Regions from separate parts of the Homo sapiens genome. Here region 1 is linked to region 2. Evidence: chromatin loops called from intact Hi-C (ENCODE). Cell type or tissue: IMR-90. All regions are shown on one strand. Region 1 overlaps SLC1A2 (solute carrier family 1 member 2). Region 2 overlaps SLC1A2 (solute carrier family 1 member 2).

What was found. Hi-C counts contacts between places; a loop is a spot of excess contacts. Peaks named below come from ENCODE experiments on the same cell type or tissue, not always from the same donor. Only the 100,000 strongest peaks of a DNase experiment are listed, where the experiment ranks them.
Region 1: a loop joins it to region 2, with 2.9 times the contacts of the local background. A loop is called at or near these places in 5 of 110 quality-filtered maps.

The regions. Positions count from the first base shown.
Region 1 is chr11:35,345,771-35,350,770 of GRCh38, forward strand. All of the region lies in intron 1 of SLC1A2 (solute carrier family 1 member 2), which reads right to left. Among named protein-coding and RNA genes, the nearest start is that of SLC1A2-AS1, 66 kb to the left of the region's middle. RefSeq lists an enhancer at 2,031-2,532. In IMR-90, no CTCF peak of the experiment used is centred here; a DNase peak (open chromatin) is centred at 2,461; H3K27ac peaks cover 169 bases.
Region 2 is chr11:35,402,229-35,407,228 of GRCh38, forward strand. The region is part of intron 1 of SLC1A2 (solute carrier family 1 member 2); the gene reads right to left. Among named protein-coding and RNA genes, the nearest start is that of SLC1A2-AS2, 14 kb to the right of the region's middle. In IMR-90, a CTCF peak has its summit at 2,456 (motif pointing left); no DNase peak of the experiment used is centred here.

The DNA.
Region 1 (5,000 bases), 56 kb before region 2:
TGTCTACAGAAAAATACAATGATGAATATGAAAATCACCAGTAAATCCCACTGCCAGGAAAATCTAAGTAATAGCCAATGCTTGTACCAATAATTATTTTAAATGTTTTATATTCATTTTAACTCATTTTCTTAGTTAAACCTCACAACCTCTCTATAAAGTTGACATTGTTTTAAGACCCATTTTGCAGGTGAGAACACCAAGTCACAGAGAAATTAAGTAACTTGCTCAAGGTCTCACAATCATTAAGCATAAGAGCTGCAACAATTAAAACGCAGACCCATGTTCTTTTTTTTTTTCTTTATACTTTAAGTTCTGGCATCCATGTGCAGAACGTGTAGGTCTGTTACATAGGTATGCATGTGCCATGGTGGTTTGCTGCACCCATCAACCCATCATCTACATTAGGTATTTCTCCTAATGCTATCCCTCCCCTAGACCCATGTTCTTAATGCATCTTAGCCATGGCTGCTTTCCATTTGAGGCATCCATTTCCATCCCACCTCCTGCTGTTCTGGGGTCAAGCATAGAGCAGGGACTTCTTCCTCCCTTAGTCTCCATGGGCTACTCCTTCCCCTGCCAGCTCTGCAACCCTTTATGAGCCTCCCCAAGAATCACACACTCAAAAGAGCCACCAGCAAACCAGACAGGGAAAGAAGCTGCCTTTCACTCAACTCGGGATGTGCTGAGCATCTGGCATACCCAGGGGATTGAGGGGATACAGTGACTGGGACTCAGCTCTGGACCACAAGGCATTCGATCTAATGGCAGAGACATGACCTATAAACAAGAGTAACTAATGACAGAAATGTAAACAGACTGTAGGCTCTTTGAGGGCAGGTTCACGTCATATACGCCAGGGACTTAGAGGAGGCAGTCAATAACTGTTTGTTGAGTGACTCAAAGCGTAAGCTAGTAAGATCCTCTGCTCATGGCACTTATTATCCTCTGAAATCATAAAGAAGTCAGAAAGGGCTTTCTCAGTGAAATGACAGTGAAGCGGAGACTCATAGGATGGATATGACAGACCAAACAGAGAAGAGGGGCAGGGCAGGGGCATGTGCCAAGGCATGGGAGCAGGACTCCCCATGGGTACCCCACATCTTGGACACAGGATGGAAGAAGACCTCGTGCTCACAGCAGTAGTTCTGTAGGCAAGGAGCTGGGACTGGAAAGGGGACTGGAAAGATAAATAGGGTCAGATGGTGGAAGTGCTTCAGTGCCAAAGGGAGGAGTTTAGACTTTGGAAAAAGACATCTCTGAAGATACAGATTTGACAGTTAACTACTTTAAAAAGCTAGAAAAAGCTGAGGGAAGAAATTAGCTCTCCAACTGAGAAAACAGACAAGAAAAAAGAGTTTGGGAGGGATAAGAGTTTAACCCTGCAAAACAGCCACTTCTGAGGGGTATGAGGAGGAAGAGGAGTCCACAAAAGTCAGACAGAAAGGAGCCATGAGAGCGAGAAGAAGTGCGAAGGAGCAATGGTCAGGGCTTCTGCAATAGCGGTGTTACTTTTGGACACTCCCATGAATGGAGTCTCCTAGTCTGCTCTGGACAGACATGGTAATTCAATATACTTGCTGTTTTGAACCCCTGCTCCCCACTTCCAGTGGCATTTGGACCACTTTAAAGACCAGAAAAAGGATCACAAGCAGATTTCATCTCATGGGCAAAGTCCAAATCACTGATAGTGGCTGCTGGAGCAATGTTTTCAGAAGGATTCCAAGGCTGAATCTTCACTTAAATCCAGATTCAAAGTGAATGAGTTCTATGATTAATTAGCAGTATCTGCCGTGGACACAAAATTAAGAAGTGGACATATGCATGCCCGTATTTGCCTTCCTTGCTTTCAATAGTTTGCATTCATTTCATTTCTTAGAGATGAGCTTATTTAGAGCAGCAGTTGTATTTACCTCGGTGCCAGGCCCTGAGCCAGGCAGGCACTGGGAAAACAGAGATCATTGTGCTCAGCAATTTTTTAAAATACAGATGAAGTCTTGCCATGTTGCCCAGGCTGGTCTCAAACTCCTGGCCTCAAGCAATCCTCCTGCCTTGGCCTCCAAAAGAGCTGAGTTTACAGGTGTGAGCCACCACACTCAGCCACAAATGTTTGTTAAATGAATACATTTGTTCCTAAGAAAAATGAGGACAAAGAAGCTGGTTGTTGTGAGCTTCAGGAATTCAGAAGTGGCAGAAGGGACCTCTTCCTCTGAAGCTAGCTTCCCATTTTGGCCTTGCCTGAGGCCAAGCTCCATGTGACAAGTCTGGGCGGCACCTGGGTTGAATTCAGGCCTTTCTTATTCATGGAAAGTGCCCAGCCCACAGACACTATCCCCTCATTGCTCTGCAGGAGGAATTGTTACTAATGCAGCTAAAGGATTCTAGAATTCATAAGCAGAGCCTCCCCAGGAACAGGCCTGTCAACTGGTGCAATGGCCAAAGCAGTCCTGGGCCATCTGTTTTTAATAAGAGACATGTGGAATGCAAGAGCCAGAGGCATGCTTGGCTTGGCCTCCCCTGGAGTTGGTGAAAAAACTGTCTAAAATTGAAGCAGGCCAATGGACACACATTTCTAAGGGTCTCACCTCAATTATTTATTGATGAGCAAACCTAATAATTCCTCTTTGTTTCTCAACCCTCAATAGGGTGCTCGCATGTAGCAGATACTCAATAAATGAAGAAGAAATATTAAATTTAAAGAACTCCTGACATAGATGGGAGGAAAGCAAACAGGTGAGAAGTCATGTCCAAGAGGTAAACAATGCCCTAAGCAGAGGGGAGGAAGCACATGACCAGCTGATGTAGGCACACATCAGCACTACTAGAATTAAGAAGACAGAGGCCAGGCATGGTGGCTCATCCTGTAATCCCAGCACTTTGGGAGGCTGAGGCGGATAGATCACCTGATGTCAGGAGTTACAGACCAGCCTGACCAACATGGTGAAACCCTGTCTCTACTAAAAATGCAAAAACTAGCCAGGCGTGGTGGCTCACCCCTGTAAATCCCAGCTACTCGGGAGGCTGAGGTGGGAGAATTGCTTGAACCCAGGAGGTGGAGGCTGCAGTGAGCCGAGCTCACACCACTGCACTCCAGCCTGGGCGACAGACCGAGACCTGGTCTCAAAAAAAAAAAAAAAAAAAAAGACAGAGAAATTGAGGGAATCATTGGGAACAGGTTCCCAAAGGAGAAGGATGTGTGCTGAGTTTGGAAGGCTATAGGTAGACTTTCTTTTGGTTGGAAGAGGAAAGGGGAGAGGATACATCAGGCAGAGGAAATACAGAGCAAAAGCTCAGAGCAGGATGGGAGTGGCAAGGTTCCAAAACAGGTGGACATAGAGGGAGGTGAATCTGGCAGCAGCAATGAACAAGACTGGAGGCAGGGATGTAGATGGGGGCACTGCGGGAGCCCGGGCAGGGGCGCGGGAAGCCTGCATTGAGGTGTGGACGATACAGATGAGATCAGGGTAAAAACCAGCGCCAAATCGAAAGGGAGAATCACAAAAGAATCAAAAATACAAAGGGAATCAAAGACCAACAGATCACAGAGAATAATAAATAAAAGATAATGACAGAGGAAGTGGTAATTTTCTATGAATCCTCGGAGGCATAGATTCTTTCTGTGCCCTAGAGACCAACAAACCTTGTCCAGCCAATGCCCAGGGCCTGCAAGCCAGGAATTCTGATGTGTACATCTTATGAACCCTGTGGTACTGTCTTCCTCATCTCAGACCCACTTCCTCTGCCTTTTACTCCCTTCCGTTAGTGAGAAAATAAAGAGAGAGAAGAGCTCTTCCCCTCCAGATTTTCAGTCCTTTCGCTGCAGCTAGCCACCCAGGTATCTGAGAAAGCTCTACTCTCTCCCATATCAAAGATAAGTATCTAATGAACTCAGGTATATAAGAAATCAGGTGCTTACTTCTCACAGGACATCTGCATTTCAAAGGAATCCTAACCCAGATTCTTAGATTCCCAGTATGTCTCCAGGGTTTCCTATTAGCTGCATGCCTGGGAGGGGATTGAGCGGGGAACACACAGTCTTTGGGCTCAGGGGGCTTACAGTTTAGTAATTGAAAAGGCCATTCTTGTCTGTTTTGTACTTATGTTTTCCAGCAAGGAGTAGGAGTCCTATATGGTTAGAGACCTATGTTCGGGGTAGTTACAAACACGGGCTCCGAGACAGAGAGACCTAGGTACCAATCCCAGCTCCACCACTTAACAGCTAAGAAACTTTGGGTGAGTTTCTTCATGTCTCTGAGCCTCAGTTTTTCTCCTCCATGAAATGAAAGCACTGTATGAGATCACCCATACAAAGGGCGCAGTACTGTGGCACATGGTATATATTCAATACCTATCTGCTAAGATGTGCCAGGAAATGCCAGAGGCCCACTACTGGTTTTTAGAAAGTACAGACTAAAACTTAAACAACAAGAAGACATCTCCCAGACCCTAGAGGCTGAGTGAGCTTCTGCCTTTAATTTTCTTTTTCCAATTACCTTTTTACAGATGAAGAAACCTAAGCACTTTCTCATTCTGTCTTGTTTTATCTTGTAGGATATGGGGGATAGAAGATGGTGTCAAAATTTATTGAGCATTTATATTAAGTCCAGCATGGAGCTAGGCATTGTCACAGAGTTTGCCTCTTTTAATCCTTGCAACAACCCCAAAAGGTACAAATGTTTACCCCAGATTAGGGTGAGAAGGTAAAGAAGGGCTAAGGTTGTGAATCTTGCCCAAGGTCATATAACTAATAACATGCACAGCTGGGATTCAAACCCAGGTCTCTCCAGTCAACATATGCTGCTTCCTAGGTCCTGACTTGAGCCAGACCTTAACCCCAGGTATCTGGGGATCCTTCCGTAAAGACACAGCAAGATAAGATTTTATCTCAGCTTTTAAATTTGGGACTCTAAAAAGCTTGGCTGATGCAACAAACCCTTTGATGATTTATTTAAATACTTATAGCTGCAGCTGCCCATCAAGCCTGATTAGGAAGATGCCTG
Region 2 (5,000 bases):
GACTAAGGATTAGAACTTTCAGTGCCACCCACCAAATTCCAGGGAGGGGAGAGGGGCTGGAGATTGTGTTAATCACCAATGGTCAATGATTTAATCAATCATACCTAATAATGTACCCTCCATAAAAATCCCTGAACAATGGGGTCTGAAAAACTTCAGGTTGGTGAACACATCCAGGTGCTGGGAGGGTGGCCCACCCAGAGAGGCATGAAAGCTCCGAGCCCTTCCCTGATACCTTGCCCTATGCATCTCTTTCACTTGGCTGTTTCTGAGTTGTATCCTTTATAATAAACTGGTAAATATCAGTAAAATGTTTCCTTGTGTTCTGTAAGCTGCTCTAGGGAATTATTGAACTTGAGGAGGGTGTTGTGGAAACCCCCTGAAATTAGAAATTACAGCCTGTCAGTCAGAAGTACCAGAGACAACCTGGGACTTGTGACTGACACCTGAAGTGAAGGCAACCTCATGGGACTGAGCCCTCAATCTGTAGGATAGCCATAGCCCAGGTGGATAGCATCAGAACTGAACTGACTTGCAGGACACCTGCCTGGTGTCGGGAAAGACACCACGCATTTGGAGTTAGAAGTGTTGGAAGTAAAAACAGTTATGGATTAAAAGCACATAAGAGAAAAATCTTCAAACAACCCTTCGCTAGAGCAAATACAGCACTCAAATGATCAAAGAAGCCCAGGGCCTACTTTCTAATCTTATCACCTGTGGCTCTATGGAAAAGAATTAGCAAACATACCTTTGGGTATGCACCAAGTGTTAGCAGCCTAATTTGCAAAGTCAAGAGACTGATGGATAACCCCATCTAAGCTCAACAGACTAAAAGTAACACAGTACTGCTATTCCAAGAAGAACAATGACAATCAACATTATAGGTATCTTCCAGGTCCCAGGCACTATGCCGAACGCTTCACACACATCCTGCTTTCATCCATTCCAAAACCCTATCAGGTGGGTGATATTGTCCTTATTTAAAAGATAAAGAATCTGAGTCTCAGAGAGGCTAATTAACTTCCCCAAAGTCACACAGCTACTGAGTGGTGGAACAGGAATTTTTGCCTAGGTCTTTCTGAGTATAAAACACGTCTTCTTAACTGCTGTGCAACACTGGCTCAGAAGCTGTTTTATGAAAGTATCTCCTTATGAGAATATTCTAGTGCACTGCCAGAAGGCAGATTGTCTCAAGGTCATCTGTCATCTTTACCATGTTCACTGTCACTGGTAAGAGGATTTCATGCAAGCCTGCACATGTGTGGCTGCCCTGTAGGACTGGCTACATAATGTGTGGGTCTGCACGTAATTTGGGCAAAATGAAATCTTGAGACCCCTTGTTCAAATTAAACATTTCAAGATGATAAGAGCAGAGCATTAAACCGTGGACTGCCTAAGTCGCATATCCATAAAGCAGGTCCTGCTTCCCAGGGTTCCTATGTTTATGCCCAAATAATCTAAGATTGTCTTGAAGGAGAAACCAGAAATTCTTGAGGTAAAGAACTCATCCAGTGAGCTCTTCGGCTGCATGCATTTATTTATTCAACAAATATCCTGTGATCTTATGACATGAGAAACTCAAGGATTAATTTAATGCCCCCTAACCAGAAACTAGAGCCACAGCTGGACAGAATCCTGATTTTCCTGTTCCCTAAAAGCAAGGGAACATCTTCATCTTGCTGGCTTGGCTCAGCAGCTTAGCTCAAAGGCAAAGAGGGAAAGTCCTCTCTAAGCAAACATATGGACACGTGGATCAGTCTCTGCTCCTCCACGGGCGCCTCCTAAGGCAGTGTGCCCTTTACCAAAAACACAACGTTTTCACACCTATTTTAATTTTGTTGCTTGCTTCCCATTGGGTTAAAAGCTAGACTTTGGGGGTGGCTGGTAAGTCATTTTGAAAAGAAATACCTGTTTTCATGCCTCCATTCTTGTGTTGTTGATTTTGGGGCCTTTCCAACCCTTTCCAAATGTTTTTTCAATCCCTTGAGTGTCTAGGCTTCCTGCTTTTAAGGCCTCCCTTCTAACCCAGGGTTGCCCCATTCACCTTAAAACATTTTTCAATAACCCAGAAAAAACCAGGCTGAACATACCCAAGCTCCGGAACCAGCAAATCTTGTTCGAACCCCGCTGATGACTCCCAGGGGAAGCCAAGAGGACAAAGACAAGGATGAGGACGAGGACCCAGGACCCGCTGGTGAATGGCAACTGCTGTCAACTCACTTTCAACCTCAGCCAGTTGTCCCAGGTGTAGCCTTGGCCTCCAGAGAGCTGGTCCCCGGTTGTTACTCCAGGTCACTTGGAATGTAAACAAAGTGGTTGGGCTTCCCTTCTTGGAAACCAAGACAACAGCTGGTGCGGGGCCTGGGAAAGAGGTAATTTGCCCTCTCGCTCTTCCTTCAAAGCAGCAGGAAAATCACCATGGTTCAGAGGTGTGGCTCCACAGTGCTCCCTGCTGGGCAAATTGTTCCCGGTCTGTCTGACCACTGGACAATCACGTGTGAATTTTGTGTTGAGATCTAGAGTTTACTTGCCTTGAACCCCATTGACAGTCTTCAGAGGGAGAGAGAAAGCAAATAAAGTAAAAATGAAATCTGTATATGCTTGGTTCTCGCAACTAACAATGGCTTCCCTGTCAGAGCAGACGAGAAAACCCAGCATCTCGGCTTTGACTCTACTTTCACTTCAAAAACAGCAGTTTGAGTGCCCTGGCTCTGAATCTAGGAGGATTCTAGCATTTTCCATAAGGATGATGAGGATAGCTTCAGCTGAAGACTTTCCCATAAGGCTCAGGAAGGGGATTTTATAAACTGATCTTTCATCCAATCACAGGACTCGCACTGTGAGGACTCGCAGAGTCAAGAAAGAAGATGCCAGCCATGGTTTTTCTTCTCTTATCCCACCAGGATGCAATAAATATCTCCCAACATGTCCAGTCACCAGAAAACTCCAGAAAAGAACTCCATTTCAGGAAATATAAGAATAGCTAACATTTTTATTTAGGTTGCTGGAAAACACACATACCAACTACAAGGTATTATTTCTAGACCCATACAAAACCAGAGTAAGGGAACTCTATTGAGACTGATTAAACATACTAAGTGTCTCTTTAATAGTTAAAAGATCAATTTAACAACAACGTTGTCTGCTTCTGGTAACTTTTCTTTTTCTAAATCAGTTTTCAAGCCCTGGATTTTTTTTTTTTTTTTAACTAATGTAATTGAAAAATCTGCTTTGACTTAAGAAATTCCTTCTTTGTATCTGAATATCAAATTCATTCTAGCTTCTCCTTGTTTTCCTTTACAAAGAACAATGGAAAGGAATAGACAGACATGATTCTGAGAGGAGGCAGGCATCCTGGGAAAGACAGAGGATGGGCTCAAAGATTCTTTTCTGATGAAATTTCATTGCATTTTAAAAGAACTGCAGATACAGGAGTTTGTAATTTTCCCAGACAGCTGCATGGGGACATGAATGACTGTGACAAATACATTTTTGGCTTCACAAGATGAGCTGCTTCCCAACTGATTATTCTTGTAACCTCCTTGAACCCTATTAACCCCTAGCAAAGGGTAATTATTGACTGGTAGGCAGGAATGGGGATGTTCAATTGACCACCAGAACCTTACCAAGATGACCATGACCCAACAAGCAAAAGGAAATGTTTTCTCAACCTTGGATCTGTTGCCTCCCACACCTGTTCCCTTCTGTCGTCTCTATGCCCTTGCATATCTCTTTTGCGAGGTAGACAATTCAATTATACTAACATTCATCGTGATAATGATAATAAGATGAGGCACAAAGAAATTAATGTAACCCTGATCCTCAGAGAGATACCAGGATAGTGAACAGACAGACAAGAAAACACTTAGCACACTCTGTTATGATGAGTTGCTATGAGAGAGGTCTGAACAAAGTGTAATAAGGACAGACTCCCTGGAAGAGGCACAACTCAAACATCACCTCTTCTGAGAAGCCTTCCCTCCTTCTCCAGGCTGACAAGGATGAGAATTCAGCCAACAAATGCTTACTGAGTGCACTGCATTAGGATCTAGGAGGACATGATGATGAACTAGTCTTCAAAGTGCTTACTTTGTAGATACAAACAGACAGATAAATAAAATATGTAAAAGTTGTAATTGATGCAGTGAAGGAAGCAAACAAGGGGAATGAGGTAGGACTAGGAAAGAGAGACCTATTTTAGGTGGAATGGGAAGAGAAGGCCTCTCTGGGAAATATTATTCAAGCTGAGGACCAAAGCATGCTCCAGGATCAGAGGGTGCCAGTCATCTGTGGAATGGTGGTAGGGTAGAAAGTGGTTCTGGAAAAGAGAATGCAAATGTGGGCAAGACCATGGGATATCTGAGGAACTGAGGTAGAAATTAGTAAGCTTGTAGGTTGAGGCTGAAGGAAGAAAAAAAAGGCAGGGTTAATACCAACATTTCTGGCTTTGAATCTCTAAACAGATAGAATTTACTGAGATGGGGAAACTTGGGAGTGGGTACAGATGAGTTTGTAGGGAAAAAAAAATCAAGAGTTCCATTGTACTATGATAATTTCCAGACATCTATGCATTGCACAAATGGAGACATCAGTTAGGTTGTAGGATATATGAATCTAGAACCTAGAAAAAAGGCCTGAAATAGAAACATACATTTGGGAGTTATCAGGATACATGTGCTATGCAAATATCCAGGAAGTGATTTAAAGGGAATGCAGAGCCCAAGAGGAGATTGGGATTAAAACTGGGTCCAATAAAATTTTCACAAACTATGCAAGAGCATAAATGATGAAGGGTTAAGGGAAGAAAGAGAAGAATTCCAACTAGGGAGACTTAGAAAGGACTTAAAAGGTAAATCTTAAAAAAAAAAAAAACAGCAAGCACTACTAAAATACATCCAACTCTAGCTTGCTGACTAATGAGGCTATAGAAGTAAGGACAAGCTGGCTGCCCCATCTGTCACTCTACAGATGACCAGGGTTGATCATGTGGACTTGACCAT